Regions from separate parts of the Homo sapiens genome. Here regions 1 and 2 are each linked to region 3. The links are chromatin loops, found by intact Hi-C in ENCODE. Cell type or tissue: heart right ventricle. All regions are shown on one strand. Each heading gives the region's core, and the rest is flanking DNA. Links, peaks and the distances in the headings are about the cores only. Region 1 has its middle 30 kb from the start of HCCAT5. Region 2 has its middle 42 kb from the start of HCCAT5. Region 3 has its middle 21 kb from the start of HCCAT5.

Region 1 (10,737 bases), core at 1,318-6,317, 53 kb before region 3:
GCTCTGATCGATACTAACCGCTGTGTAACAGCTCACGCACGACTGCTCTGGTTTGCATCGATCAGACCCTTCTTCCAACAGGTAGTCAGCTATTTGAGGCAATGACTTGAGATAAACACCTACTTTTACTTCAGGCTAATTCATTTCAGGTGGATTTCAAGGAGGCCCTGCACCCCGTCTCTTAGACAAGCTGAAATTGGAGAGTCAAGATCCACGCACTGCATGCTTGAGATCCTAGGAGACCTTTCTTCCTCTCCCGTTTTCTTTTTCTTTCCCTTGTATTTTGTAAGTGCCACTTATAAACAAGATACCAGGACTCAGGACGTTGAAAATGCCACTTCAGAAAATGTGTCGGCCATCCATCCCTCTGTCCTTTTAATGAGATGCATCCGGGACTGCAGGAAACCAAGACTGCTGCGGAGGCAGGATTGTCGCTGGGCAACCAAGCATCCTTCCAGCTGCCCCAGAAAGAATCTCACAATGTCCTGCAATCCCTGGTCTTCTCACCACCTCAGGGGGCGGTCCTTGAATCCACCCCCATCCTTGTTCCAGGCTCACAAGTGAAATTTACCAGGAGCTGATATTGCAAAATAGATTGCTATTTCGCAACTGACTGCAGTGTGTGGGAGTGGTACAACTTATTAACATGTGCACTGCAACCAAAGAACACACAAGACTGGCTGACGTACACTTTTTTTCCAACGTGTACCCTAAGTGTGGCTGAATGATACATCTAATACTATCATTCACCTATCACGTGGCTCCCAAACCTCCCATCTGTTTCTGTTTCTTCAGTCCCCGCTTGACACATCCAGTACTTCAGTCCCCAAGTCCTGTTGTGCTTCCCCTAGCAGCGCAATGCCCTTGTCTCTTCCCTCCATCTAGGCTGCTATCATCCTCATTCAAGCCCTCATCACCTAGTGCTTGGACCTCTGCAGTATCCTCTCGCTGATTGCCTGGCTTCCAGTTGCTCCCTGCTTTGTTAGTTTGGCCTTGCACACGGATAAATTTCCTGGTGCCCCGCTGTGATTGCCTTTCTCTTCTCTGAAGTCCTCAGTGGCTTCCCAGAGCCTCCCAGAATGGAGGACAAATTCCTCCACCCATCATTCTGGTCCTTGGCTCTCTCCCCATTCTCTGTCTTTCCCCATTCTCTAGCACAAACCCCATACTAGTCCCTGTGGATGACTCACTGCTTCCTCTCTGTGCATTTTTCAGCTATGTGCCTAAGAAACAAATGCTGTGTCCCACACCCTCTTTGAAATTGGTTCAAATCCTGGCTCCATTTCTTATTACTGTATGACCTTGACTGAGTTATCTAACTTCTCTTTGCCTCAATTTCTCATCTGTGAAGTGGGATAATAATGGTACGGTATTAGGGTTCTCTAGAGGGACAGAACTAATGGAATAGATATGTGTGTGTGTGTATATATATGCATATATATATACATATATACACACATATATATATATGGGAGTTTATTAAGTATTAACTCACACGATCACAGCTTCCCACAATAGGCCATCTACAGGCTGAGGAGCAAGGAGAGCCAGTCCAAGTTCCAAAACTGAAGAATTTGGAGTCCAGTGTTCGAAGGCAGGAAGCATCCAGTACAGGAGAAAGATGTACGCTGGGAGGCTAGGGAGTCTCTCTCTTCACATTTTTCTGCCTGCTTATATTCTAGCTGCACTGGCAGCTGATTAGATGGTGCCCACCCAGGTTAAGGGTGGGTCTGCCTTTCCCAGCCCATTGACTCAAATGTGAATCTCCTTCTGCAACACCCTCACAGACACACCCAGGATCAATATTTTATATCCTTCAATCCAATCAAATTGACATTCAGTATTAACCATCACAGTACCTACCCCATAAAGTGGCTATGAAGATTAAATAAATTAATGTATGTACGACATCCAGAATGGTACCTGCACATAGTAGGTTCCATGTCAATGTTTGCTCTATTATTTTCTTCATCTCTCCAAGCCACAACTCAAAGCAGACCTCCTCCATGAGTATTCTGCAGGTCACCCTAGCAAAAAAAAAAAAAAAAAAACAGCTCAATTCCTCTTCTGCCACCCACAGCTCTTGGTTTCTTCCGATAATATAATAATATTACAGCAAACAGTGACTGGGTGCTAGGTACATGATCAGGGCTTTCCTATGCATTATTGCTTTTAAATCCATGGGCTGGATACCTTCCATTTGCCCCAGATCTACTCTCTCACCTTCTCCACCTTGCTTTTTGCCACAGGAGGCTGATTTGAAGCCCAGTGGCTTCCAGTTGGGTTTGGCCAATGAGGATCACTGGCAAAAATAGGCAAGAGGAAGAAGTTAGATCAGAGTTTGTATTCTCCCAGCCCCCTCCCAGCCATGTCACTGCAGAACAGACTCATTTCTCAACACAAGGTTATGGGTCCTGTTAAGCAACCCTCTTGACCCCACCTGCTCTGTCCCCAGCTTCTCGTCACCATGCCCTGTCCTTGCTTCCCACCTGGGTGCTATCACAACCCCAGTGCGCTACACTCTCTCTTGTGTTTCCCTGAACCCTGACCACATCTTTGTAGATGTAATAGTCCCTTTATAAACTCTCCTCAAGTTATCCTAATACAGATGTGTGACCCTGGCCGACACAGTTCTCATTACAACCCTGCAAAGCATGTACTGTCACTGTTACCGTTGCTATCAAACGTGTCCAGGATTATATCTAAGTGGTGGGACTGAACCTGCCTGGCTCCAAAGCCCGCACTCTGAATCGCTCTAGGGTATGGTCTGAATGTTGAAACCTAATCCTCAATGTGATGATATCAGGAGGTGGGGACTTTGGGAAGTGATTAGGTCATAGGGGTGGAGCTCTCATGAATGAATGGAATTAGTGATCTTATAAAAGAGACCCAGAGAGCTAGCTTGCTCCTTCCACCACATGAAGGCACAGCAAGGAGACATCATCTATGAACCAGAACGCAGGCCCTCACCGGACAGCAGATCTGCCGTCCCCAGTGCCTTGATCTTGAACTTCCCAGCCTCCAGAACTGGGACAAATATATTTCTGCTGCTTAAAAGCTACCCAGTTTATGGTATTTTGTTACGGCAGCCGGAACAGGCCAAAACACACTATTATAATAGCTCTCCTATACAAGGTTGTAAAGTGGTTATTTCTACATGGATTTTCCCACCTGTGACTCAAACTGTATTAGTTGGTTGGTTGGTTGGTTTTGCCATCTGTCTTAGTCCATCTGTACTGCTATAACAAAACACCACAGACTGGGTAACTTATAAACAATAGAAATGTATTTCTCACAGTTTTAGAGCCTGAGAAGTCCAAGATCAATGTACTGGCAAATTTGGTATCTCATGAAGTCCCATTCCTCATAAATGGCATCTTCTTACTGGGTCTTCATATTGCAGAAGGGGCAAACAAGCTCCCCCAGGCCTCTTCTATAAGGGCATGAGTCCCATTCAGGAGGGCTCTACCCTCATAACCTAATCACTTCCCAAAGACTCTACCTCTTAATGCCCCTAAATTGGGGATTAGGTTTCAACATATTAATTTCCAGGTGACTCAAACATTGAGACCATAGCACCATATTTTTAAAATATCCAAAACTTAGAGACTTAAAACAACAATTGTTAATTAGCTCACCATCCTGGAGGCTGGCAGTTTGGGTTGGGCTTAGCTTGGAAGTTCTTCTGTTGAGTTCACCTGAACTTGTGTATGTGGCTACAGTCAGGTGAGGACTGTCTGAGGCCTGGTGGTCCCAGATGGTATCACTTATGTGCCTGGAACCTGGGAGGGATCCACAAGGGTGACCAGGCTATGTGTCTCCAGGATCTAGTAAGCCAGTCTAGACTTCTTCACATGATGGCTGGATTCCAAAAATAGCAAAAGAGAGCAAACCCCTCTGTGCAAGTGCTTGTCAAGCTTCTGCTTGCATTAGGTGTCCTGATGTCCCGTGAGTAGTATAACCCAGATTCAAGGGCTGGTGAAACTGACTCCACGTCTTGGTGGGAGGAGCTGCAAAATACTGTAGCCATTTTTTTTTTTTTTAATCTACCACATGGGACACTCCTTTCCGGAAAGATCTATGCCTTTGACAACTTCACATCCTGTATCCTCATAACCCAAGTCAGAAAAGCAATGTGGGGGCTGGCCCTGTGTTTTAGAGGGTGGGGAGTGTCCTCTTTATAGCTTGGTGAACATCTGACACTCTTCCTGCCTGTTACCACCAGACTGAAAATAATTCTGAAAGGGCAGTCTCTTAAAACGTAGCATGAGGGAGTGGAATTTTTTTTAATTAGGCTAGAGCAGAATTTTTAAAAGAATCTTTTCTTTTCTTCAGTTGCCTCTCCCTTGTTATACATTTTAACTCCACCCAGCGGCCGACCACATCCAGCCTGGGCTCTCCTTCTCGCTCCTCCACACCACTGTTTGCTTGGCAGCAGTGCTCAGCTCCCAGGGCCACGGAAAGCCGAAGGAGAAGTCTTGCTTCCTGCTCTCCTCACTTCGTGTTTTCTTTCCTCTGCTCCTTCTGGGGCTCACCCTTAACTGCTGACTCCTGCTCTGTGCCCATCTGGTGCCCCACTAGGAACAGGATGCTAGGAAGGGCTGGACAGTTTGTCTACAGGGAATCCCCTGATGGCCCCCCAAGTTGGTCACTGCACCCCGTGGTGGCCTAGAGACACAGCCAAAAGACTTGACCTCCAGGAAGCCGCAAGACAGAAAACAAATCCTAAAATTAGTTATATGTGGCCAGGCACAGTGGCTCACACCTGTAATCCCAGCATTTTGAGAGGCCAAGGCAGGCAGACCACTTGAGGTCCGGGTTTCGAGACCAGCCTGGCCAACATGATGAAACCCTGTCTCTACTAAAAAAAAAAAAAATACAAAAATTAGCCTGGCATGCACCTGTAGTTCCAGCTATTCAGGAGGCTGAAGCATGAGAATCGCTTGAACCCGGGAAGTGGAGGTTGCAGTGAGCCGAGATTGCGTCACTGCACTCCAGCCTGGGCTACAGAGTGAGACTCCATCTTAAAAAAAAAAGAGCAGTTGTATGTGAAATTATATTTAAAGATACTTGTGAATTTGATGTGGCTATCCATTAATTAATTTCACAAGTATGGATAGGGTACCTACCATGTGCCAGGCCCTGGAAATATAAAATATGGTTCCTGCCCCTGAGAAACTTATAGTCTTAGTGGGGAGAGAGACACACGAAGACAATATGAATTAATATTCATGAATAATAATATTCATGAAGAGAATATAATTAATATGAATAGGTTGGAGCAAAAGTAATTGCAGTTTTCACCTTCAAAAGTAATGGTGAAAACCACAATTATGGCTGGGTGCGGTGGCTCATGCCTGTAATCCCAACACTTTCGGAGGCCGAGGCAGGTGGATCACGAGGTCAGGAGATACAGACCATCCGGACTAACATGGTGAAACCCCGTCTCTACTAAAAATACAAAAAATTAGCCGGGTGTGGTGGCAGGCGCCTGTAGTCCCAGCTACTTGGGAGGCGGAGGCAGGAGAATGGCGAGAACCCAGGAGGCAGAGCTTGCAGTGAGCCGAGATCGAGCCACTGCACTCCAGCCTGGGCAACAGAGCAAGACTCCATCTCAAAAAAAAAAAAAAAGAAAGCTGCAATTAGTTCTGCGCCAGCCTAATAAGTCCTATGTAAGAACATATCATGAAAGATGTTAGAAGGCCACTGTGCCTAGCCTGAGTGATTGGGAAAACTGTTCTCAAGGAGATGCTGTCTGAAATGGTCTAGGCCAAAGATGTCCAGTAGAAACACAGTACAAGCCATGTGTGTAATTTTAAATATTCCAGTAGCCATATTTTAAAAAGTAAAAACAAACAGGTGAAAATAATCTTAATAATATATTTTATTCAACCCAATATGTCCAAAATATTACCATTTCACTATGCAATCAATGTAAAAATTATTAATGAGATATTATACATTCTTTTTATTGTGTTAAGTCTTTGAAAGCCAGTGCATATTTTATACTTACAGTACATCTCAATTTGTATGCCAAATTTTCAATTGTTAAAGTAAAATGTAGTCCTATCAAAGCAATAAAGCTGTGTTTAACAGAAACATATATTATATTGCTTTGATTTAAAATTTGTAATTTAAATTAATTGTGATGAAATAAAGTAGAAAATTCAGTTCCTCACTGGCAGTAGCCACATTTCAAGTAATCCATAGCCACGCATGGCTAGCAGCTGCCATATTGGAGAGTGGTGGCTTAAGCGGATAAATAGATGTAAAACAAAGAAAGTAGAGAGGATAGGGGCCCGGCACAGTGGCTCACACCTGTAATCCCAGCACTCTGGGAGGCCGAGGTGGGCGGATCACAAGGTCAGGATATCAAGACCATGCTGGCTAACACGGTGAAATCCCATCTCTATTAAAAATATAAAAAATTCGCCGGGCGTGGTAGCACACACCTGTGGTCCCAGCTACTCGGGAGGTTGAGGTAGGAGAATCACTTGAACCCGGGAGGTGGAGGGTGCAGTGAGCCAAGATCCTGCCACTGCACTCCAGCCTGGGCGACAGAGCGAGATTCTGTCTCAAAAAAAAAAAAAAAAAAAAAAGGTAGAGAGGATAGGGCAGAAAAACAAACAAACAAAAACAATATCAAGAAAGGCACATGAAGAAAGGTATGGGGTTTGGCCAGGCACAGTGGCTCATGCCTGGAATCCCAGAACTTTGGGAGACCAAAGTGAAAGGATCACTTGAGCCCAGGAGTTTGAGAGTAGCCTGGGCAATGGAGTGAGACCCTGTCTCTACAAAAAAATAAAAATATGAAAAATTAATGGAGCATGGTGGCATGTGCCTGTAGTCCCAGCTACTCAGGAGGCTGAAGCAGGAGGATCATTTGAGCCTCGGAGTTTGAGGCTGCAATGAGCTATGATTGCACCACTTATGTGCACTCCAGCCGGGGTGACAGAGCAAGACCCTGTCTCTAACAACAATAACAACAACAACAAAAATAGTATGGAATGTGGAACTCTAAACAGCTTAATATTACTGTGATTCAAGGGGCAGGACTAGAAATGGGAAATGAGCCAAGGGTCATGAAGGGATAGATCAGGGACAGAAAGAGCCTTGAGTGTGAAAAAAACAAACAAAAAAAACAAACATCAACTGTGTATTTCACTTAGTATGGGGGAAATTGAGCACAGAGGAACTTTCAGGAGTAGACTCCTGGCTGGAACCACTAAAACCCACTGGGAATGAATTCAGCCTCCTGGAGGCCTGGGACAGAGGCTCTGCAATTCCACATCTGGAATAAGAAAGCTCAGCCTCAAGCAAAACAAAGGTTTTTTTGTTTGTTGTAAATATCCTGGGAAACATAGCAAGCCCCTGTCCTAACAAAAAATGTAAAAATAAAAAGTATAAACCATGCAAGGTGTTGCACGCCTGTAGTCCCAGCTACTTAGGAGGCTGAAGCCAGCCACTTGAACTCAGGAATTCAAGGCTGCAGAAATATGATCACACTACTGCATTCCAGCCTGGGGGATAGAGCAAGACCCCATTTCTAAAAGACGTAAAATAAAATACATGAAGTTTATATTTCCTATGATGTAACTGTTAGAAATCAACTCAAACAGATCTCAGTAAGGATGCCTGTTGGCTCACATGGAACATGGCAAAGGTAAAGCAGGCCACACGGCTGGTTGGTCCAAGCGCTCAGGAGCATAATGAAGGGCCCAGAGCCCTCCTTCCTCTCTACCCCATCAGCCACAATGTTGCCCTCATCCTAAGGCCTGCCCTCCTTGGAGACACAGTGTGGCTGCCAGTTTAGTGCGGAGCCCCATGGTAGAAAGTGCTTCCGGGCTGAGTGTGGTGACTCACACCTGTAATCCCAGAACTTTGGGAGGCTGAGATGGAAGGATCACTTGAGCCCAGAAGTTGGAGACCAGCCTAGACAACATAGTGGGGCCCCATCTCTACAAAAATTGTTTTAAAATTTAGCTGGGCATAGTGGCATGCACCTATGGTCCCAGCTACTCAGGAGGCTGAGGCAGGAGGATCACTTGAGCACAGAAGTTTGAGGCTGCAGTGAGCCATGATCGCACCACTGCACTGCAGCCTGGGCCACAAAGTGAGACCCTGTCTCAAAAAAATAAAAATAAAAGAATTTTAAAAAGAGAGTGTTTCTGCACTGTCATTTCAAGTAGGATTCCTGAAATTTACATGATAGTACCATCCCAGGACACAGTGCCCACCCTGAAAGGAGTGACTGTAATCAGGGAAATAAAAGGTACTGCCTGGCTCAAGTTATTCAGGGCTCTCAGCTGGAATAAGCTACAAAGTCCATGGGCTGCATGGGGATGTAATTACCTGAAGGAAAATCTGGATACTGCTAAGGTGGAGGATAGTTACATGGGTGCTGGGTAGCAACCAAAAAATGTCAAGTACTGTGCACCCCTTTGGCTACTCAACATGTACTCATACCTATCTTCCACAGAAACACTCTTACAAATACCCATACCCATATAAAAATGCATGCAACTCAAATGCAAGAGCCCAGAGGCTTGTATAATTACTACATCCTGTGAAATTCCTCTTCTTGAAATTCACAGGTAACTCCTAGTGGTCCAGTGACCTGTGATTAAATAAGTTATCTACCCCCAATACACCCAATACACTGAAGAAAGAATGGGAGGTATACAATAAAAACTCTGGGAAGATGGGAAGTTGCACATGTCATATCCTAAGAACAAAAAAATAGGCCAGGCATGGTGGCTCACACCTGTAATCCCAGCACTTTGGGAGGCGGGGCAGGTAGATCACCTGAGGTGAAAAGTTCAAGACCAGCCTGGCCAACATGATGAAACCCCATCTCTACTAAAAATACAAAAATTAGGCAGGCATGGTGGCACACATCTATAATCCCAGCTATTCAGGAGGCTGAGGCACGAGAATCACTTGAACCTAGGAGTTGGAGGTTGCAGCGAGCCGAAATTGTGCCACTGCACTCTAGCCTGGGTAACAGAGTGAGACTGTCTCAACAACAACAAAAAAAACTAAGAACAAAAAATAATTAAGACCTCTGGCAATAGAAAGAATTCTTGGTATCTAATATAGACCACAGAGGGTCCTCTTTGTCCATCTGTCCTTCATGGGCATCTCTGAGGAAGGCAATGGGAACATGCATTCTCTGAGGACTGTACTGCTTTAGCAATTCACTACCTCTGGTGTGATTTTGGGGGTGTCTTAGTTAGTTCAGGCTGCCATAACAAACAACTCTAGACTGGATGGCTTATAAACAACAGAAATGTATTTCACATGGTTCTGGAGGCTGGGAAGTCCAAGATGAAGGCACCAGCAGATTTGGTTTCTGGTGAGGGCTCACTTCCTGGTTCATAGACAGTCATCTTTTCTGTGTCCTCATATGGTAGAAGGGGCAAGGGAGCTCTCTCTCAGGCCTTTTTTATAAGGGCACTAATCCTATTTGTGAGGGTTCCACCCTCATGACCTAATGACCTCCCAAAGGCCTCACCTTCAAATACCATCATATTAGGGGTTAGGATTTTAACATGTGAATTTAGGTGGGGACACATTGGGTCTATAGCAGGAGGCTAGAGATTGACCTAAAGTACACCTAACAATTTAAACAATTGCAGACTATTGTCACCCTTTCTTGCCATTTCTTTAGCAATACTCATCCCCCCAAAAACTAATAGGCTTTTCATATTTTTGCCTCTAGACAACTCCATTGGGTCGTAACCATAGTCAGAGGTTTTGTTTGATCATGTGTTTTCAACCTGGAAATTTCTACTTTCTGGCCCCAAATCTCTATGCTTCACCTGTCTACTAGTTTTCAAATTTTTTGGCCATGACCCATAATGAGAATGAATTTACTTCATGACCTAGTATACAATTATGCATGTGCATATTGGTATGTATTTATGTATAACTAAATCATAAGTTTTATTATACAACAGTATTTATGGCCACTACATGGGTTACATGCTAATAGTTTCTATTCTGTTGAAAGAGGAAGGAAGGAAAGAAGGGAAGGAGGGAAGAAGGAAGGAAAGAGGGAAGGAAAGAAGGAAAAAGAAAAGAAAAAACAAGCCAGTAACAATCCATCAAATTGAGTTTATAGTCCACTAATGTGTCATACCTAGAGTTTGAAGCACTACCTTTAGTTCAGGCCTAGTGTGTGGCCTCTTCCTTCATTTTAGCCTTTGCTTTGTAGGAAATAAAGACAATAGCCTTGGGTAGGCAGATTCTTATTTCTTCATGCCCTCAGACTGTTCCCAGACACTTCACAAAGCACATGCATCCCCCTTGCTTAGACAGACAATGTTCACCAGAACAAGCCGGGAGACAGCCTAGGATGAGGCAGGCCAGGCTTTTTCTGTGTTCTCATCTCATCTTCTGAGAACCCTCCCCATTCCTGCGTGAATAAACTGGGTTTGAGATAGAAAAATGTGGTTTTTCCAGCCCTGCAGTACCCAGGGTTAGGACTTTTGGTCATTTAAATTACAGGCCACAGGTGGAAAGAACCTCTCTTAGCCAACCAGAGTCCTTTGACTTCTTGCTGGAAAACAGAGCACCTTCAGCCTGCCTCCCAAAGTGCTTCATTGAAGGCTGCTGGAAGAAGCCAACCCACTCCAACATCCTGAATTTTTTCTGCTAAACTAAGCTTTGATAGGTACATGGTCTGCATCCCCAGGTACAAAAAATGACAGTTTCATCCTCAGCAAAATGGAGGCC
Region 2 (10,737 bases), core at 2,470-7,469, 65 kb before region 3:
TCCTTCCCAACTCGGCCTCCCAAGTAGCTGGGAATACAGGCACGTGCCCACCATGCCCAGCTAATTTTCAAATTATTTGTAGAGATAAGGTCTCACTATGTTGCCCAAGCTGGTCTCAAACTCGTGGCCTCAACGATTCTCCCACCGTGGCCTCCCAAGGCGCTGGGATTACAGGTGTGAGCCACCATGCCTGGCTCCATCTCACTTCTGAAAGTGAAGCACTAGGGGTTTGTGGAAGAAGCACTGAGCTGAGAGATTGAGAACCAGTACGCTAGTCTCAGCAGTACCATGGTCTCCCTCAAGTCCCATAGCCACTGATGTCTCAGGTCCTGAAACTTTTCTTCATATTCCCTACCTACCTCTGCCTTACAAAGATGATATGAGGATGAACTTGAAAGCATTGATCCAAGGAAGCACTCTGAGTGTTTAGTAGGGAGCATAAAGATTCAATGGAAAAGATTATCAAATTAGACTGTTGTAGCCTGGGAATAAAGAGTTGGAGCATCACGGCGGCAGCCAACTCCCTGTTCCCATCATGACCCAGCCAAAGCTCTTTCCCAGGATTCAATGCCTTGGGAAATTTTTGGGTTTGGAGACTTTAGGAGAACAGCGTAATGACTCACATACCATTAACCAAGGCTGTTCTTTTTTTCTCTCAAATATAGACCTAGCTTTAAGCTTTATTTTTCTGATTAAAAGATAATGTACAATATCTTGAGAAATGCAAGCAATTTATCAAAGCATAAAAATTAAAATCGCCAAAAATTCCACCACCCAGAAGTAAACACGGTTAACCTGGACTTCGTCCTATCAGATATCTCCTATGCATGCACATATACATATGTTTTATTTCGTGCCAGTGGTATCATAGTATGTATACTGTCTGCAACAATATACCATGTCAGTGGGTTATACATTTTCAATAATTTTTGATGATTTTTCATAGTTTCATTGCAATGACTGCATTGCATTCCAGTGTTGGATATACCATTGTTTATTTAACTAATTCCCTATTAATGAGCAGTGATGTTGTAAACAATGAAATGATGGACATCTTTGTGCTTAGTGAATCTGTCTCGTCTCATTAGGATAAATTTCTGTAAGGCGGAATTGCTGGAGATGCTGTCCCCTTCAACCAAATGTTGAAAGGGATTCACATGGTGCAGTGAGAGAATAAAAGGGCAATGACCAGGCAGGGCACAGTGGCTCACACCAGTAATCCCAGCCCTTTGGGAGGCCGAGGCAGGAGGATTGCGTAAGCCTAGGAGTTTGAGACCGGGCTGGGCAACACAGTGAGACTCTGTCTCTACTAAAGAGTTTTCAAAAATAAGCCAGGCATAGTGGTGCGTGCCTGTGGTCCCAGCTACTCGGGAGGCTGAGGTGGGAGGATCACTTGAGCCTGGGCAGTCCAGGCTGCAGTGAGCCATGATCATGCCACTGCACTCCAGCCTGGGTGACAGAGTGAGACCCTATCTCAAAAGTGAGACCCTATCTCAAAAAAAGAAGTAGGGGGCAATAACTAGCCAAGCTGAAGAGTCCCATCAACCCTAGTGACCTGTAACAACTGCAGGAAGACATCCACTCATCCATGGGGAGTGGAGGGTAAGAGAAGGGGAATTTTTATATCCCTGGGGTTAAGCATCATGCCTTGATATTCTGGAACCAGATGTTTGTTTTCTTTCACTCCCTGCCTCCTACTCTTCTTGCCCTGGTCTTCAGAGCCCTGGCATATCTCACAGCTCTCTCTGCAGCGGACAGATCCAGTCTTCATCCCCTGACCCTCTGACCGTCAGCGGGTAGATTCCATCTCCTCTTGAATGGATTTCCTTCCTTGTTGCTTTTCTCTATACAGGGCCCAAACGTTGATTAACTTCTTTGGGTAAAAGTAGGCACTGGGGCCAGCCAAGCAGAGAGTGGAGCTGGGTGATTACATTGCAATGTTTTAATTTGTCTTCAGACAAACTCTCATAAGCTTTCACGAGAAAATCTCCCATTAGATGTAGTCATTTAATTTAAGAACAGTTGGGAGAGGAAGATGAACTAAGATGACAGATGGAGGAATGCAGATGTATGTCTTAGAGGGACTCAGAAGCACTCTGAGGATTTGGCATCCAGTGAAACACAATGTCGGCTTCTACTGATTGTGCCCATGGACTTCAGAAGTTGTCAAGAAATCATTAGAATACAGGGATTTTCTCCGATGACAAGCAATTTTCATTATTTCCTTCTGTCGGCAAAGTCATAGCAAGATCAACTAAAGAACTGGATATTCCCCCACCCCCCAATACCCCAAATCTAGCAAATACAAAAAAAATTTTGAGTAGCCTTATAGGAAGGCAAAACAAAACAAAAGCATTATAACAAAGCTGCTGTTTGAGATAAGTTTCCTTTGGTCCTGCCACAAAGATAATTTTTTTAATTCCATGCTTTCTCTGGCTTCCTTCATACAGATTTTCTGAACATCCTAATTTGGTGTTTGTATCATTCAACATCTATTACTGTTTTAGGACCACAGTTATTATTTTAATTATAATTTAAAGCTGCCTAATATACCCGGAGGTCACTGGGCACCTAAAAGAAATAAATAAAAACAACTTGCCATTTTTAAAGGCAGCATGTTTATTTGCAAGTCCCACGAGCCACTCAACCAAGACATCATAAAACCTTCAAATAAACTAAAACGGAAACAAAATAAAATGCCCGTTCTTAATCTCCTTAGAAGGCAAGCAGGAGAAAGTTGCAGCTAGCTGAATGCTGGCATGAGAACTCTGGGGGCGATTTCATTACTGAGTTCAGGAACTGAAGTGTGTATCTCAACATCCATATTCCATATTCCAAGCTGCGGTGGGTTTACAGTCCCTGAGCCTTGATGTAAAGTTTCAGTCAATGAGAGGTCAGTATAGCAATGAATCTGGTGCAGAAAAAGAAAGGGGTAGGTGAGAGAGGCTTGCAAATGCCTACCTACTGTCTACTTTATCCAGATAGCACTGGCTAGCTCTCTGCAGTGTAGGTATCTACAAAGCAGTATCGATCTCATCAGCTCTGATATTTTAAAATGTAGAATTGCTGAAATATCAAAGTCTAGTGATTTTATATTTAGAAGGCAAAAGAAATTTCAAGACAGTTCCATAATGTTCCTACATGTGAGTTTCCATAACAGAAAACAGTAAAATCATTTTCCAATCATTTACTGCTAGCATTTTCCATGTAATCAAAGCTGTTATGGTTTGTTAAGCAACAGAATTATCTAGTAGGCAGGAGGCTTATGCTGCTCCAAGACCTGCTAGCTACACAAGTATGCAAATCACCAAGTATTGTAGAAGCTGTTAGATAAACATTGTCAGAATCTCCAGCAGAAAGCATTTCTTCCCTGCACCCCTAGAATTGTCTTATTTGATTGGTGCAAAAGTCATTGCAGTTTTGGCCATTACTTTTTTTTTTTTTTTTTTTTTTTTTGAGGCAGAGTCTTGCTCTGTCACCCAGCGTGTAGGGCAGTTGGTGCAGTCTCAGCTCACTGCAACCTCTGCCTCCTGGGTTCAAGTGATCCTCCCACCTCAGCCTCCCAAGTAGCTGGGACTACAGGCATGCACCACCATGCCTGACTAATTTTTGGTGTTTTTAGTAGAGACGAGGTTTCACCATGTTTGCCAGGCTGGTCTCGAACTCCTGACCTCAAGTGATCTGTCTGCTTTGGCCTCCCAGAGTGTTGGGATTACAGGCATGAGCCACCGCTCCCGTTGGCCATTACTTTTAATGGCAAAAACTGCAATGACTTTTGCACCAACCTAATAGATAGTTTAGAATGAAGCTCTTTGGGAACCAAAGAACTGGACTGTCAAGTTTGGGTCACCCCAAATTCCAAAAACAAGGCAGAAGAGTGATGTCCTCAGAGTGGCAAAAATGGAGTCCCCAAGATCTCCTTGTTTACTGTGGAAGACATAGGAATAAAAGAAGGACAAGAAAAAGGAAAGGAAAGGAGTTAATTGATACTCAAGGTGGCAAACTCAAGTGGCTCCATGGATTATGCAAATAATACAAATAATCACGCCTGTAATCCCAGCACTTTAGGAGGCCGAGGAGGGCGGATCACAAGTTCAGGATTTCGAGACCATCCTGACCAACATGGTTAAACCCCGTCTCTACTAAAAATACAAAAATTAGCTGGGCATGGTGGCGTGTGCCTGTAATCCCAGCTACTCAGGAGGCTGAGGCAGGGGAATTGCTTGAACCCAGGAGGTGGAGGTTGCAGTGAGCCGAGATCGCACCACTGTACTCCAGCCTGGGCGACAAAGCGAGATTCTGTCTCAAAAAAAAAAAAAAGAATATAAATAAGTGAAGTGAGCCTAGTATAAGGCAATAGGGAGAGGTAGGGACCGTGGAAACCATGCCCAGCCTAAAAGGCAGCTGCTACTCAACTTTAGTTGAAGTTTCCTAAGCCCAGTGTAACCAAGGCTTTCAATTAAGAGAAGCTGGAACTATTTTTTTTAACCTGAAATATCTCAAATTTTGATTGTTGGCAATCAATTTGATTCGAACATCCGCACATAGAATAGTGTTTTCTTTGGTATGTGAAAAGACTTCCACAGGCCACATTCAGTTCATAGGTCATAAGTTTGCAACCTCTCAGAGAAGTGAGCGATTCGGAACTAAAAATGGCAGCAGGGTCGAAAGCTTGGAATGGATAATTTACATTGAAGAGTTCTTTTATTCTCTGTCCTTGGATAAGGGACAGTCTCATCAGGCCTTTGTACTAATTCCCATCCACGAAAGAAAATAAATCCTTTTTCTCTCCCATTCTATCCAATGTCCTGGAACCTAAAATAACATTTAGTCTGCTCCATCTGTTCTTTCTGATTCTCTTTGTACATATTGAGCTGGTGAATGAACTCGGTGTGTACTGAGCTAGGCAAGGGTTTATGATCTTTTAGCCTTCTGAGATGGAGATGGATAGATGCATAGAAAGTATTCACAGAGGGCAGAAAGCTCTATTGCAAGATTTCTTGGATAAGCTATAATACAGTTTATTGGTTATTTAAGAGTATGCTTATTGATTAAAGATATTATCCTTACAACAGTCCTGGCATTTCACTTAAATATATTGGTATTCAGAGAGTGTATCAGTCTGTTTTTACTAAGTAATGATGCAGTAACAAAAAACCCCTGAGTCTCAGTGGTTTGCAACAAAGATACATTTTTGTTCAATCAACACAGGTTGATTGCATCTCCTCTCTATTTTGTCTTTATTCTGAGACCTGAGCTGAAGTTGCTGCTTGGGCCTGACTTCAAAGCATTCTCATGCTAGAAGGGAGAAGAGAAAAAATCACATGATGACTTCTAAAATTTCTGCTCAAAAGTAGCAAACATCACCTCCTCTTACATTTTATTGGCAGCCAAAGCAAGTCACATGGCCAAGTCTGATGTTGATGAGATGGGAGAAGGATAATCCTCCCATAAGGAAGGGTAATATTTGGAAACAATTAAAAAAAAATCTCCCACAGTGGGTACTGTCTCAGGGACTTAGAAATAGAGAAATAAGAACTAACAGGGAGCCAGGTGCAGTGGGGCATACCTGTAATCCCAGCACTTTGGGAGCCTGAGGCAGGAGGATCACTTGAGCCCAGGTGTTCAAGACCAGCCTGGGCAATACAGCAAGGCCCCATATCTAAAAAAAAAAAAATGTTTAGTTAGCTGGGTGTGGTGACACGTGCCTGTGGTCGCAACTGTTAGGGAGGCTGAGGCAGAAGGATCACTTGAGACCAGGACTGAGCCGTGATAACGCCACTGCATGCCAGCCTGGGCGACAGAGGAAGACTGTCTCTTAAAAAAAAAAAAAAAAAAAAAAAAAAAAAAGAGGTGGGGAGACTAACACGGAAGGTCACTAACAGCTATTGTTAGAAAAACAAAGCTAGTCCTCAAAGTCTGTTCCGATCCTGCTAGGGGCCATTGAGGTCATCTGAGTTGTGAGTGGTTAAAAGCATGGTACCTGAAGTCAGACTTGCTGGGTTCAAATCGTAGCTCTACCATTTACTATCTGTGAGACCTTGGATACATTACTCAACCCTTTTGTGCCTCAGCTTCCTCTTTTAAGCACACCTACCTCATAGGGCTACTGGGGGGATTCAACGAATGAATATTAGATATAGGCGTAGACATAGATATAGATAGACACAGAGCACTTGGAACAGTATTTGGCACATAATAAGTATCGGCTATCACTACAGCAATTATGACTGGAAAGCCATCAGTCCAAATGCATCTCAGCTACCTAGATTACTCCAGGTACGAATCCCATATTAAAATGCAGGCACTTGTGGGAGGGCTAAAACATTAAGTTCAGCTAATACTTTCTTGGGGATTACTGTGAGAGCAGCTTCTAACAGGGTATGTCCCAAGAAAGGGATCTGGAGATGGAGAAAACAGAAATTGGTGGACAGGAACCCCCAAAATACCACAAAGAAAGTACCACAAATTAGGTGGCTTCAATGACAGAAATTTATTTTCTCATAATTCTGCAGGCCAGAAGCCCAAGATCAAGGTGTTGGCAGGACTGGTTTCTTCTGAGGCCTCTCGTCTTGGCTTATAGCTGGCCATCTTCCTCCAGAGTGTTCACATGGTCTTTGCTCTATGTGTCTGTGTCCGAATCTCCTCTTCTTAAAAGGACACCAGTCTTATTGGATTAGGGTCCACCCATATGCCCTCAATTTACCCTAATGACCTCTTTTTTTTTTGAGACAGAGTCTCAAGTAATTCTCCCGCCTCAGCCTCCCGAGTAGCTGGGACTACAGGCACTCGCCACCACACCTGGCTAATTTTTGTATTTTTAGTAGAGACGGGGTTTCACCATGTTGGCCAGGCTGGTCTTGAACTCCTGACTTCAGGTGATCCACCCACCTCAGCCTCCCAAAGTGCTGGGATTACTGGCGTAAGCCACCACGCCCAGCCCCGAATTACCTCTTTAAAGGTCTTATCTCTAAATACAGTCACATTCTGGGATACTGGGGGTTATGGACATAATTCCACCGTAACACTCAGTTACACATTAGAATTCCCAAGAGATGCCCAGACCATGCCCTAGACCAAAAGCATCAGAACTTCTGTGGGTGAAATACAGGGCTCTGAACTTCTTAAAACACCCCAGGGGCCTCCCATGTGTTGCCAAGGTTGCTCATCACTGGAGCAGCTGGCCTTCCACTCAGAGCACTCTTTGGTGATCCATATTTTGCTGTGCCATGCATCTTCATGAATTTCTCCATCACGATCGGCCAAACCGACCAGGAGAAGAACACTTGCTGACGAAGACGAGAGGGAGAGATGGCCAACATCGAGCATTTGTCTTCCCTCTCCTCCTGATTGATCACTTTATACAATAATAAAACTTTTAAAAGGTTGAACCTGAACTGAGGCTGTGACTGTGACACGATTAATCAAACCCTTGAAGAATCATGTTACATTATGTGCTTCAAGCATTGATCCACTTCACTAAAAGTTGGCCTGAAATACAGCCTAGACACAGGATATGGGATCTGTAAGAAACGGCCGGGATGCTGTCAATTGCTTTGTGTCTCTGTGTGATATGTGGTCCTATAGCAGACCAGACCATGAAGCAGGACAAATTCCAATGCATCAGAGAGGACATCATCCAGTCCCCAGCTGGCCCCAAATTGCTAGGAGTGGAACTACAGAGAAGAGAGAGCTGATTACGGCGTGTTCCTGAAACCTGCTATCATAATACCTTCATCCACGAGGCTCCCAGTCTCCTTCCCTCTTCTTGAATTGATTCCAGACAATCCCAGGATCTCTGACACCATAAAGTTTTCTCCAGGGAGGCACAAGTTTGGGTCCTCTCTAAATCAAAGTTTTAAAGGACCAAGTGCATCCCCTCTCCACTCTTTTTTTTGAGACAGAGTCTTGCTCTGTCACCCAGGCTAGAGTGCAGTGATACAATCAAAGCTCACTGTAGCTTCATTCTCCTGGGCTCAAGTGATCCTCTGACATCAGCCTCCGGAGTAGCTGGGACTACAGTTGTGTGCCACCTCATGGGGCTAATTTTTAAATTTTTGTAGAGATGGGGTTTCACTATGTTGCCCAGGCTGGTCTTGAACTCCTGGCCTCAAGCAATCTTCCCACCTCGGTCTCCTAAAGCACTGGGATTACAGGTGTGAGCCACTGCACCGGACCCTCATCCCTCTTGCATCACAGGGAGGCATCAAGCCAATAATAATACCTAGCATCTCTGTGCAGTGCTTTCTAGTTAACCGAGCAGTTAAACATCCCCAAACATGTGAGCCTCACAACAGCTCCAGGAGGTAGGTGAGCCAAGATTTTTGATCCCCATTTCCCAGAAAATGCAACTTGCTGGGAAAGGAATGTGAGTTGCCGAGATCATAGAATGTGTGGTAGAACTGGAATACAGTACCTAGTTTTAGGACTCGGATCCAGTGGCTTTTCGTAACTCCCTGCTGCAGGCAACATTGGAGACCACAAAAGAAATCAGATCTTGTACTGGCCCCAGGCAAAATCAGGTAAAGGCAAAGCTCCTTTGATGCTTTCGCCCTCTCCTCTGGATATCCCTCCCACCCTGTGAGGCTCACTGTGTCAGCTCACACTTTGACTAGTATCTCTGGGTCCTAAAGTCTCTCTGTCTCTCTGTGTTCCCCTCTTAAAAGTACCCTGTCTGACTTAGCTGGTCCAGTAGGAAGAATCAGACGTGCCCTCAAAGCCCAGCTTGAGCTAGCTGAATGACCTTGGACAAGTTACATTTTGCTTTTTCATTTCCTCCTCTGTGAAATGGATTCTTACTAGAACCTACTTCCATAGGGTTGAATGAAAGATTGTATGAGTCATGTACATAAAGCACTCTGGACCATGAATTGCGTTTATTAAGTACTTCACAAAGGCAGTTGTTTTTTTTAAATGATTTATATTTAGGCATTCATTATATATAACAGGCATAGTAGCTGACCTTTTGCAGGTCCTGCTATGTAATGCTGTGCGTTGACTTGTGCTCATGGTATTTTCATATGTTCTTTCATTGAATTCTCATGTCAACCCTAGAAAACAAGTCCTATTATTACTCCCACTTTACAGATAGAGAAGCTGAGACACAAAGAAGTTAACAAGAGCCAGCAAGGGACAGGACCTGGATTGGAGCCCAGGGGGTCTAACTCCAGAACCAGCGCCACCAGCTCAGGCACAAAGCGGCAGTTGCATAGAGGTTGGTGACAAATGTCTTATAGTGCCCCTAGCCATTTGCATTTTAAAATAAGACTGTCTGGGCCCAGCGTGTTGGCTCACCCCTGTGATCCCAGCACTTTGGGAGGCCGAGGCAGGTGGATCACCTGAGGTCAGGAGTTCGAGACCAGCCTGGCCAACATGGCGAAACCCTGTCTCTACTAAAAATACAAAAATTAGCCAGGCTTGGTGGCAGGTGCCTGTAATCCCAGCTACTTGGGAGGTTGAGGCAGGAGAATCCCTTGAACCCGGGCAGCGGAGGTTGCCGTGAGCTGAGATCACCTCCATTGCACTCCAGCCTCAGAGACAGAGCAAGACTCCATCTTAAAAACAAACTATTGTTTTGTTTTGTTGTTATTTTCTTCCCTATATACTCCACACTTTAAAAAGTAATGAACATCATGTTTTAAAATGATAGGGCAAACCCAGTCTCTGGCTCCACGCCAGTGTCACTCTCCTTGTCCTCAAGTTGCCTACTGCCTCAGTGCAAAGCTAGACATTGTAGACCCTCTCGGAGAAGAGTGTATGGTGCCAGGGATCCTGGTATTGTCTGTAAAGACCAAAAGGATGAAAGCATTGGAGCACACAGCAAGATGGGATATAATTAAGTGCCCAAGAACGCAGAGCCATCTCTTGAGACTGTCGGAGTACAGCTCTCTTTCCAAACATGGTATTTTCCCTGATGTTTTTTTTTTTCCCTCCACCAAAAATTTTCCACTTTAATTACGTGGGTTAGGTTAGAGGAGCTCACCTTCGGAACTTTACATGCGCAAACAGCTAATCCCTTCCATAAGACACATTTCTGGGAAAGCCCAAAAATAAATGTTTACAGTCTGTGCTGGGATAACAGAACCCAGTGGAATTAGAAATGATTTAAGTATTATAGGTCCATGCCCTAAGAAACAATTTTGGGAGAGCTTTCGCCTCTGCATTCTGGAATTCTGGCCTTCATTGTCACAAAGAGTGGAATCACTGGCAATGCTCTCGGGTTAGACGCTTTCCCTGTTTTCCTGCTTTTGCCTTAAACACAAGGAGGATGGTTAATTAAAACCATATTTAAAATATTAAGTCGACTACCTAAAGGAATGAAGTTTATTAAAATTGCTAAGCGTTAAGTACAAAACTTAAAATAGCCTGAGCACACTCTCCTTAGCCCATACCCAAAATATCGGTTGAAAGGAGCATGAGCACAGACATTGGCGAGTGGGCATACACACACACACACACACACACACATACACATGCACACACATGCACATGCGCGCACACATGCACACAGGCGTGGGCACACATACATGCACACACGCACACGCACACACGCACACATCTGCATGCACACACACGCACACACTACACCTCAATACGTTGATATATCAGTAAACGGAATGCATTTCTCAAGCAACCAGCATTTGACAAGCAGAGGGCAAAGACGATCTCCTAATTAAGGTACATAGAAGGCTGTTACACCTCAAAATTGTGAAATGGTCTCATGGGCTCAGAGAAAAT
Region 3 (10,737 bases), core at 3,837-8,836:
TCATACTCTGTAATTCTAAAAGAGAAAGATACTTCTGGAAATTCTATCCCAGCTTAGGAAACAGTCGGCTGTGAGAAACAGTGATGATATTACTTTTATGATGAGTCCCTGGATTTACATATCCCCTCTGCTCGAGGGAATCCAAGCACCTTAATAACTGTGACATCATTCTAAACTATTAATCTTCACAACATCCCCCTGAGGAAGTCTGCTAGGCACTTGCATTCCTCGTATTTCAGCAACTTTATGGCTGGAACGAGGTATATCAGGTATCTGTGTATAGGGAGTTTGTCCTTGATAACGTATCTTTATCTCATTGCTCCACTTCCCAGTACTAACAGATTTAACTTAGAGCCCAGTAACACCTAAAAAGAACATCTTAGATTTGTTTCAGTTCCTCTAGTTCATGCAATACTTTTACAATCACTTGATCTTCACGCTGCAACCCTGCAATGCTGACAGGTAAGAAATATCAGAATATTGTTAATCATTTCTGCCATGGATTGACCCCCCTCCATGTGCCAGGGATTGTGCTAGACACTTTATACCTGCAGTCTCATTTAATCCTGAAACAACCCTGTGGGGTGTGCACTGTTATCTCCATTTTACAAGGAGAAGTTACACAGTGAGGATTAAGTGATTTGTTGGGGGCCATCCAGCTGTTAGTGGCAGAGCTAACACTGGAACCCAAGCCTTTGGTAATCTTCCTGTTCTCTAAATTTTGTTTCATTTTTATGATGAAAAGCTGGCCGGGTGCGGTGGCTCACACCTATAATCCCAGCACTTTGGGAGGCTGAGGCAGGCGCATCACGAGGTCAGGAGTTCGAGACCAACCTGGCCAACAGTGAAACCCTGTCTCCACCAAAAATACAAAAATTAGCCAGGCATAGTGGCATGCACCTGTAGTCCCAGTTACTCGGGAGGCTGAGGCAAGAGAATCCCTTGAACCCAGGAGGCGGAGGTTGCAGTGAGCTGAAATTGCACCACTGAACTCCAGCCTGGGCCACAGAGCGAGACTCCATCTCAAAAAAAAAAAAAGTCTTTGATTCTTCTAGGTAGCTCTTTCTTGTATGTATTCACTTTTCTATATATTTTTAATTTATTTATATTGTATATCACTGCAAGATCATGTCTCTGACATTTAGGCTTTGCGTGTAAGGTGAGTCTGTCCTGAGCTGCCAACACTGCCTCACTGATTTGCCATGAGAGAGAGAAGTATTAGGTACTAAATCATATTTTTAAAAACATACCAACAATGAAAACTGATTGTTTTATTGTTACGCCATTCTAGCCCAGCCCACAGGCTCAGCAGTAGATATTATGTCCCCTCTCCCTCCCTCCCTCCCTTCCTCTCTTTCAAGTTGGGGATCATTCTCTTGTTGTTGCTCAGGCTGTAATGCAGTGGTGTGATCATGGCTCACTGCAGCCTCAAATTCCTGGGCTTAAGTGATCCTTCTGCCTCAGCCTCTCTAAGCACTGTGATTACAGGCATGAGCCACCACACCTGGCCTATCTTCCTTTTAGTAGGTAATAATAGAGTAATTATGCTTTAAAACAAGCAAACAAAAAGGCCGAGTGCACTAGCTCACACGTGTAATCCCAGCACTTTGGGAGACCAAGGCTGATGGACTGCTTGAGCTCAGGAGTTCAAAACCAGCCTGGGAAACATGGCAAAACCCCGTCTCTACAAAAAAAAACAAAAATTAGCTGAGTGTGGTGGCATGCACCTATAGTCTCAGCTACTTGGGAGGCTAATTAGCTACTTAGGAGGATCACTTGAGCCCAGAGGCAGAAGTTGTAGTGAACTGAGATTGTGCCACTGCACTCCAGCCTAGGTGACAGAACCTGACCCTGTCTCAAATAAAAAAGAAAAGGAAAAGAAAAGAAAAAGAAAAAAGGAAGGAAGGAAGGAATTTGGTTTAGGACTTACACTGAGTGTTTCAATGCGATCTGATCCTCCCTCCCTCCCTCCCTTCCCTCCTTCCTCGTTGGTTAAGCATGTCTGTATGCCCAGAACTATCTTCATCTTGGAATCGGCATCTGCAGTTTAGTGTCGTCATCATTGTCGTCATCATTGTCGTCATCATTGTCATTATCATTCTCATTATCCTCTCTTCCCCATGGGTACAGCACTGAGTACCAATTAGCATGGTGGGCGTTTATGGAGATGTGTACAGTGAACACTCCATATGGTGCCTATCCTTGGGGAAGCAAGCGGGTCATCCGTAACATGAATACAAATCTACTTATGAATGCATATGCATTTCCACATCATCACAGGTATTCTGTAGTGAAACAAATGGATCTTGTTGCTATTATTTTGGTTTCCGTACAGTTTTACACAAATGCAGGAAACCCACTCAGAGAGCTGAATATGAGGAGCTGGGTGAGGTCACCTCCAACATTGCGCCTGGGACAGGGTCCGCGTGAGGAAGTGAGCCTGAGCCTTCAGCTAGACTCAAAGATGGAGAAAGAACCTCCTTCGTATTATTCTCCAGATACCTCCAAAGTTGAAAGATGCCACAATAAAGGTCATATAATCCTACTGGGTTGGTTGCTTTGTATGATTCTCTCTACCCTCTCTTATATCTTTCCACCACTTGGAGTTTAGTTTGACAAAAACTGATAAGAAGTGAAGAGCACACATTCACTGACAGAGGCATCTCAAACCCACAGCTGGGAGTCGGGAACCTGTGCTTCACCTTACCCTTCCGTACTCATAATTTAGCAGTGGCTCCATAAATGATGAGATATTGAGATGATGAGAATGACATTGAGACTTTCCAGCACTAGTTTTATTTGGAATCAAAAGCCACAACAATAATTTCATTGACCAACGGAGTTATCTACCTAACGATGTCTCAAAACAGCAAGTCCAGGCCGGGCTTGGTGGCTCATGCCTGTAATCCCAGCACTTTGGGAGGCCGAGGCTGGTGGATCAGTTGAGGTTGGGAGTTTGAGACAAGCCTGGCCAACATGGTGAAACCCTGTCTTTACTAAAAATACAAAAATTAGCTGGGCATGGTGGCAGGTGCCTATAATCCCAGCTGCTTGGGAAGCTGAGGCAGGAGAATCACTTGAACCCAGGAGGTGGAGGTTGCAGTGAGCTGAGATCGTGCCCCTGCACTCCAACCTGGGCAAAAGAGTGATACTCTGTCTCAAAAAACAAAACAAACAAAATCCAGCAAGTCCTTGGCCTATGACATTTAGAAGTTTAAAATTAGAACTTGTACAAAATGTTTAAAGCCTGTAGGAAGTTCTAGATTTCCAGCATATCTGAAGAGGATTTAGATCCTGTTGATCCTGGAGAGACATATCTATGACCGACCTCTTCCACCACACCCCTCCCTGCTGTCTTTATACTTTGCTGAAGGAACAGGTCTCTAGAAGGTAGCCTCATAATAACTGGATTCTCTTCTGACTGGCTGCCAGGGCCATTTCAATGGGCATAGTACTAGAAATGTGTCTTAAGTAATAGGAGGCTGGGCACGGTAGCTCACGCCTGTAATCCTAGCACTTTGGGAGGCCGAGGCAAGCAGATTGCCAGAGCTCAGGAGTTTGAGACCAGCCTGGGCAACACAGTGAAACCTCGTCTCTACTAAAATAGAAAAAATTAGCCGGGCATTGTGGTGCATGCCTGTAATCCCAGCTACTTGAGAGGCTAAGGCAGGAGAATCGCTTAAACCCGGGAAATGGAGGTTGCAGTGAGCCGAGATTGTGCCAATGCACTCCAGTCTGGGCACAGAGTGAGACTCCGTCTCAAATAAAAAAAAAAATAGAAAAAGAAAGAAAGAAAGAAATAGGAATGCGCTGGGCACAGTGGCTCATGCCGGTAATCCCAGCACTTTGGAAGACAGAGGTGGGAGGATACTTGAAGCCAGGAGTTCGAGACCAGCCTGGGCAACATAGCAAGACCCTGTCTCTACAAAAAATTTGTAAAACAAATTAGCCTGGCATGGTGGCATGTGCCTGTAGTCCCAGCTACTCAGGAGGCTGAAGTGGGAGGACTGCTTCAGCCCAGGTGTTGGAGGCTGCAATGAGTTATGATCATGCCACTGCACTCCAGCCTGGGTGACAAAGCAAGATTCTGTCTCTAAAAACAAAGAAATAGGAATGAACCCAAACACTGAAGGCAGGTACTATATTAACATTCAGAGTCCCACCTCTAGGTCTTAGTAGGGTCTTCCAATAGGATCCTATATTTTTGATTTTCCTTTTTTTTTTTTTTTTTTGAGACGGAGTTTCACTCTTGTTGCTCAGGCTGAAGTGCAATGGCACGATCTCGGCTCACTGCAACTTCCACCCCCTGGGTTCAAGCGAGTCTCCTGCCTCAGCCTCCTGAGTAGCTGGGATTACAGGCGCCCCCACCACGCCTGGCTAAATTTTGCATTTTTAGTAGCAATGGCGTTTCACTGTGTTGGCCAGGCTGGTCTTGAACTCCTGACCTCCAGTGATCCACCTTCCTCCCAAAGTGTTGGGATTAAAGGCGTGAGCCACCCCACCTGGCCTACATTTCTGATTTTCTATCCAACCCAGTGGTGAACATACCCATCGAAGTACTCATGCCCTCCAGGTAGAATCCCACCTTTCTGAGTGCTGGGGATTATGAATTTACCCCTAAGTAATGACTACTTAATTGTCTCACTCTCATGTGACCCTTCATATCTTCTTCCATGTCCCACTTCCAAGCTAAAAGGGGTATCATCCCACTCAGAACAGCCTAGGGTGGGAGGTGGAAGCAATGGGGCCCATCAGTGTCTGCCTTGTGCCCCTTGGCCTGAGACAGCTGTTCCCTTTGATTCCCAGTGGTGTCACCCTGTGGCCTCACTACCTTGCTGTCCGCTTTCAAAGCAGTTTCCAGGCACACCCTATCTCCACCTTTCTGTGAGAATAAATAAACACTTTGAGGCTCCCATGTCTTTATTAAACATTTCCTCTAAACTGCATGCTCTGGCTCTGTGCCCACGTGCACCAAGAAAGCTGCCCAGGAGCAGCCAAACCCCAGAGCCCTGCCTGCTGGTTCTTCCTATAAATAGGCCTTTGAACAGGCAGGAGGCACCTGCATGGACTGCCACTCCTCCCCTCCTCTCTGCATCCTGGCTTTCCCAGCTCCCCGGGTCTCAGGCTGGGAGGATGCTGAGCAGCCTCCCCAGCCCCTGATAGAATGAGCAGCAGTATCGGCGGCGGCGGCGGCGGCGGCAGCAGCAGCAGCAGCAGCAGAGAAAAGACCAGGAGCGAGTTGCACGTGCTCCCTCCCTCCCTCCCTCCGCTCAAGGCCAGGAGCTGCTGGGACCTGTGGTCTGGCAGTGGGGAAGGCAGGGGAGCCTGGTCAGCAGCAGGGTGGGAAAACGTGGAATGGAGACTAGAAGAAGAGAAGCTGTACATAAATAAAGAAAGAAAGCATGTTTGACCAAACCCCCAACACCGAAATCTCGAAGCTCAGTGGAGCAGGAAATTGAATGGCTGGACTCCGCAGCCTTGCCTGGCCCTCCTCCCCCTACCCCTGGCCCAGAAGACTTTTTAGGCCTCCAGACTTTTTTTTTTTTTTTTAATTTAGAAATCTCAAATCTAGAGAGAAAGAGGAAAGGTGTTTTTAAAAGAGTGAGGGCTCAATGGCCACAGATCTGAAAAAACTGAAAAGCGGGGGGCGGGGGGGAGGGTTGGGGGGCGGGGTAGGGGAGGGAGAAAGAAAAGGGCACCCAGATGTGTGTGTGTGTGTGTGTGTGTGTGTGTGTGTGCGCGCGCGCGCGCGCGCGCGCGCAAGACGGTCTAGGAACCAGCCCGCAAGGGGAAAAGAAAACAAAGGAAAGTGTGACATGAGAAAGACAGAGAAATAAGTGGTGGAAGGCGTGAGTGGTGGGGGAGGGGACCGGGCGCTGGAGAGAGGCAGAGAGGATGGATACCGGAATGCAGGCGGCCTGGGGAGGGAGGGAGGCTCACATGTGCGAGAGAGAGAGAGAGAGAGACAATGATGTCAGCATTTCCTTCTGGATTGGTCACGTGGTCCTTGCCAGGTAAACAGACTGGAAATAGACTCCATAAAGGCAGTGCCTGCCGAGGGAGGGCGGGAGACGAATCCCGCTTCACCCTTTCCTCTCTGCTGCGTCCTCGGCAAGCAGGTTTTCACGTCTGCGACAAGGTGGTCTCAGAGTGGAATTGCATTCTTACAAGTCAAGGAATATGATTCGGAGAGGAAAAGCTATTCGCTTTTATAATTAGCTCAAGGGGTTTGGAAACATTTTGATTAAAAAAAAATAATAGAGGTGGGGACAAATGTGAATCTAAGCTCAGATGCTATGAGTGTCTTGGGCCAGGGATAGCTTATCTTTGTGTCTTCTTTGGAAGGGGCTCAGATGGATCTAGATTAAGGATGAATTGCACGGCCGCAGTTTAGAGTGAAAGGATCAGATGCAATAATTATCAACATTAGGAAACAGAAAATGCTAACAGATTCAATGAGAATACATTAAAAGAGTTTGATACAGTTCAGTGTGTGACCCTGGTGCCCCAGGAAGGAATGGAGACCCCACAACAGAAAAGAAGTTGAAAAAAGGTACAATGACTTTCAAGCAGTGTTCTTTAAAAATGGTATGAAAGGATTCTCAAGCAAAACATGGCAGGAGTTCGGGGCACTTTAAAATGGGAAAGGGACCTCTGGAAACTTTATCTGAAAGCAAACTGAATGAAGCAGGTAATTTTTCCACCTGGAAAGCTCTAGAATCCAAAATGGTAGTGGGAGGAAGAAGTGTATGGATCTTTCTTCAAATGCCTGGAAATAAGGCTTTTGCGTCCATGATGAAATATCTCATTTAGATCACTCTTCGAACAATTTTGGATTGACAGGATATACCATTATGACCAGTTATTTTCTGACCGGGTGGAAATTTGGCCAAAGCCCGTGGGAAGTGGAGTGACCAACTCAGTTTTTCAGAAATGAGTGGGTTCCTAAGATGCAGTTTTAAATGTGGGACAGTCTTAGGTAAACTGGGACCAGTTGGTCACCTTAGTGGGAAGCTAGGAGTCCTAGTCTAGTCTTCATGAATATAATGAGACAATTCACCCCTTCCCCTTCTCTACCCACCAAAAAATAAAACAAAACCACCTTTCATTCTGTTTTTCTCTCATTTCTTATTCTCTCCCTCATTTCTTTTGCTTAATCTTCCCTGATCAGTTTATAGCACTGCATGGCTAATTTGGGTGTGCACGATTCTGTAGACGGACACGTGAGCTGGCAGAATATAGCTAAACTGAACAGTTGGCTTTAGTTGCACCTGGGAAAAAGGAGGGGAAAAAACAAGTGTGCATCATTGCTTCTTCTTTTGCTTCCCCCCTGCCACCCGCTTAACATCCCTTATTGGGGGAGAGGGTGAGAGGCCAGTCAGTATGCACAAGTGTACTTTCAGCCCTCGGGTTAAAAGACAGATATTTGATACCCCTCTCTGTTAACAAAATACGTCACTCTCAAGACTCCCAGCCCAGAGTTATTTTTGCAGCATTATGTAATTGGATTGCCTAGTCAGAAGTACTTCCTTAACAAGGCTTTCAGCAACCTCTCCGTGTGGGCCTGGCCAGTCCTGCCCAGTTACACACACTCATACTTGGGCAGCATCAGTCAGAGTCAACCCAGCCGAGCACGGCGAGGAGTGATCAGCCCATACCACTGGACTGACCACCCTTCCCCCTTGTGCAGTTGCGCCCAAAGGGGTGGTCAGTACCCGCAGTGCGCATGGAGGCCAGAGTTGGTGGACGACCATCAGGTGGCCAAACCTCAATATTGGCAAAGCAGGCATCATCTTTGTTTCAAGGGAGCTGTGGAGCTGCCCCACCCACAGCCTTCCCTACCTTAGGGCCTGCAAGTGGAGCACTCAAGTGACCAGGAGTTCCCAAGGGGCCTGCCTTTGGATGTCTGTCTCTGCCTGCTCTTATTCCCTGTCTACTGGATTTCCTCATATTTTTTCATGAGCAGTTGGTCATCTGATCATCCCTTCCTGTTAGCCCTGCTGACTCACAGAAGTAAGGAACTTGTCTGAGCTTCAGACACAGTCAGAAAATTTACAAAGAAAAACAAAAAGGCCTGGTATGAACTTCCCTAGTATGGCCAGCCGAGGCTGGAAAACCAAGGGGCACACCAGGCAATTGTTACATGGGTTCCAACCCTGTAATCCTAGGATTTTGTTGATATTTCTCTATTGCATTGTCCCTTTTGGCCTTTTTCCCTTTAGTGAATAACATGGGGGACCATGCCCATCAGTGACTTGTCTCTTAGTCTTGAATCTAGCCCTGAATCCATACAAAACCAGAGCACCCTTCCGGGAATATTTTTATTTCCTGCGCCTCAGCCCATCTGCCCTACACATCTATCTTTTCTCATCCCTTGGGTCCCCTGATTCTACTGACCTTGATGAGAGGCAACTGGTGTAATAGAAATAGCTTTAAAGCCTGACAGGCCCAGGTTCAAATTCAAGCTGAGCCACTTAATAGCTGTGTGACCTTAAGTGAGTGACTTAACCTCTCTGAATCTGGTATTCCTCATCTATAAGATGGGACTAATAATACCAGTTTCCCAGGGTTGCTGGGAGAACTGAATGCAATTATTTGGAAAGTGCCTGGCAGGGAGCTAAGGCAAGGTAGGTGCTCAGCAAATGTGGGCTCTCTAGGGAGGTAGGAAAAGAGCCACCTTCCCTTGCTCCTGAGAGCTGAACTGCATTCTCTTTACCATCTATCTCCTACTGGAATATACTTTTTAGGGGTGCTAAATTGAACCTTACCATCATTTGGTGGTGGGTTGGGGGAGGGGCCCTTGGTCCGTGGAATAGAGACTCCCTTGGCTATTCCTTTGGGGGAAGCTTTCCACCTGACAATCCCCCGCCTGCCTCCTTACAGCCAGCGTCTCTCTGCAGACCCCTCCAAGGCTGGGCACTAAATTCAGTGTATTAGCCTTGGTTTTATCTGTGCCAAGCTGCAGGGGCCACTGAGTGCTCTGTGCAAAGGGACAAGGGATGAATGCAGTTTCTCCAAAGTGTCCACCTGTGTGAACCGTGCATCTTTGTTGCAAAGGTGGGTCCATTCCAACTGCACAGCAGGAACTAGTTGGGACCCACAGGGCAGGATCCCAGGGACAAACTGAGGTCTCAACCAGCCACAGGCAAAATAATGGGGGAGACCAGGAAGGAGAGGTTCCCTGAAGATGAGGGGCAGGGACAAGCCAGCACCCAGGGGCTCCTTCGCTGAAGTTCACAAATGCCAAGAGCCGTGATGTGAACTGTACCTGGAGGGGCCAGGCTGGGGTGGAGGAGCGCCCGTGGCAGCGCGCACCACTGTTCCAGTTGGCAGGAAGCCCTTCCCTGAAGACTGTAAGTTTAACCTTTAGCATTCAACTGTCGGGGCTTAAGTGTCGTTATGAGCAATTCTTCCTGCTGCAGCGTTCCCAGGCTGCGGAAAGAGGGGTCGGCTCAAATCTGCCCGCTTTCTTTTTTCTTCCCAGACAGAATGAGAGGGAGGGAGACGTGCAGCACCAAACACGCAGGCACAGGCACCCCTCCAGACGGCCCTTCGCTAACTCCACACACCCACTCCCGCCTCCTTGGCGGGCCCGGTTTCTGGTCTGCCTTGGAGGCGAGCAGGGCCCCGGGGGTTCTCCACTCCCAGCTCTTGCACCTGGGGCTGAGGGGTGCAGAGGCGCCTTCCCTCCCCAGGCCTTGGCTGGAAGGGGCTCCTGGGGACATAGGGGTCCAGCGTCCTCCTGCAGTTGGGTTCAGGGTCCCCATCTCAGTGCTCTCACCTCCGTATCCCGCGGGGCTGGGGGGAGGAGGGCGCATCTGTGGCCCTAAAGAGACTAGGCAGCCCGGCGAGAACGGCGGAAAGAGAAGGGAACCACCAGCAGTCCCGGGTGCGGAGTTAGGGTGACGGGGAGGCAGGCACGGGGCCTGGGCGGCGTGGGCCCTGGGCGCGAGGTGCGCCCCTCGCCGCGCCCTCTCCTTTCCAGACCACTGCTGGGGCGGTCCCCCGGGCCTCGTGGCTTTTCTGGGCATCCGCAGGGGCATAATGGGGTGATCGAATTGCTCCGCCCGGGCCTGTTTCCCCGCCCATCCGAGGGGCCGTTGGGCCATGCCCTACGTGCACCTGTGAGGGGCGCCTGGGTCCCAGTGCGGCGACTCTGCACTGGCCTAAGCGCCTCAGCCGGTGTCTCCGGGGAGCCGGAGGGCCCGAGGCTTCCTCCCGGGAGTCCAGAGCCCGCAGGAAAAAAAAGGGTCCCGAAATGGAGATGGGTGTGCCGGGCATTAGGGACGCGCACGCTGGCTCCGTGAACTGGGATCAGCATCTCGGGGCAACTGTCGAATTCTCAATGATAAGGTTTTGGGAACGAGAGGCGGGGAGGGAAGGGGCCTGCGCTATACAACATCCAGCGCAGAGGGACGGAAGAGCAGACACGAGAAGGGCGCGTCTCACGCCCGGGCCTGAGGAAACTGGCGTCGAATGTCCCTGCAGCCCGCTGAGCTCTGGAATTAAACAGGGAGGCGGCTGAGAGGGCGCGCCCCGAGTCCACAGGGGACCAGTGCCCTGCCCGCAGCCTTGACACAGGCTGGGCCCTAGGCCACCCCACGGGTAGCCCGGCTAGCCAGAGCCCCAGTCAGTGCGCTCCAGGCCCAGTGTGCGCCGGACTCCTGCCGGCCGTGGGGCCACGCCCTGCCCTGCACTCACCAGCCTTAACCAAGTACGGGCTCCAAATTTCGTGTC

The links. Peaks named below come from ENCODE experiments on the same cell type or tissue, not always from the same donor. Only the 100,000 strongest peaks of a DNase experiment are listed, where the experiment ranks them.
Region 1: it touches region 3 in a loop (2.5-fold over the local background); 3 of 110 quality-filtered maps call a loop at or near these places.
Region 2: it touches region 3 in a loop (4-fold over the local background); 7 of 110 quality-filtered maps call a loop at or near these places.

Annotation. Positions count from the first base shown.
Region 1 is chr16:73,116,513-73,127,249 of GRCh38, reverse strand. It overlaps a transcript of ZFHX3 not described here. Among named protein-coding and RNA genes, the nearest start is that of HCCAT5, 30 kb to the right of the region's middle. RefSeq lists enhancers at 2,649-3,148, 4,016-4,225. In heart right ventricle, for the core only: a CTCF peak has its summit at 4,341; DNase peaks (open chromatin) are centred at 2,371, 4,119 and 4,489; H3K27ac peaks cover 2,951 bases.
Region 2 is chr16:73,129,445-73,140,181 of GRCh38, reverse strand. It overlaps a transcript of ZFHX3 not described here. Among named protein-coding and RNA genes, the nearest start is that of HCCAT5, 42 kb to the right of the region's middle. In heart right ventricle, for the core only: no CTCF peak of the experiment used is centred there; no DNase peak of the experiment used is centred there.
Region 3 is chr16:73,065,940-73,076,676 of GRCh38, reverse strand. It overlaps a transcript of ZFHX3 not described here. Among named protein-coding and RNA genes, the nearest start is that of HCCAT5, 21 kb to the left of the region's middle. In heart right ventricle, for the core only: no CTCF peak of the experiment used is centred there; DNase peaks (open chromatin) are centred at 5,976 and 7,619; H3K4me3 peaks cover 1,484 bases; H3K27ac peaks cover 4,102 bases.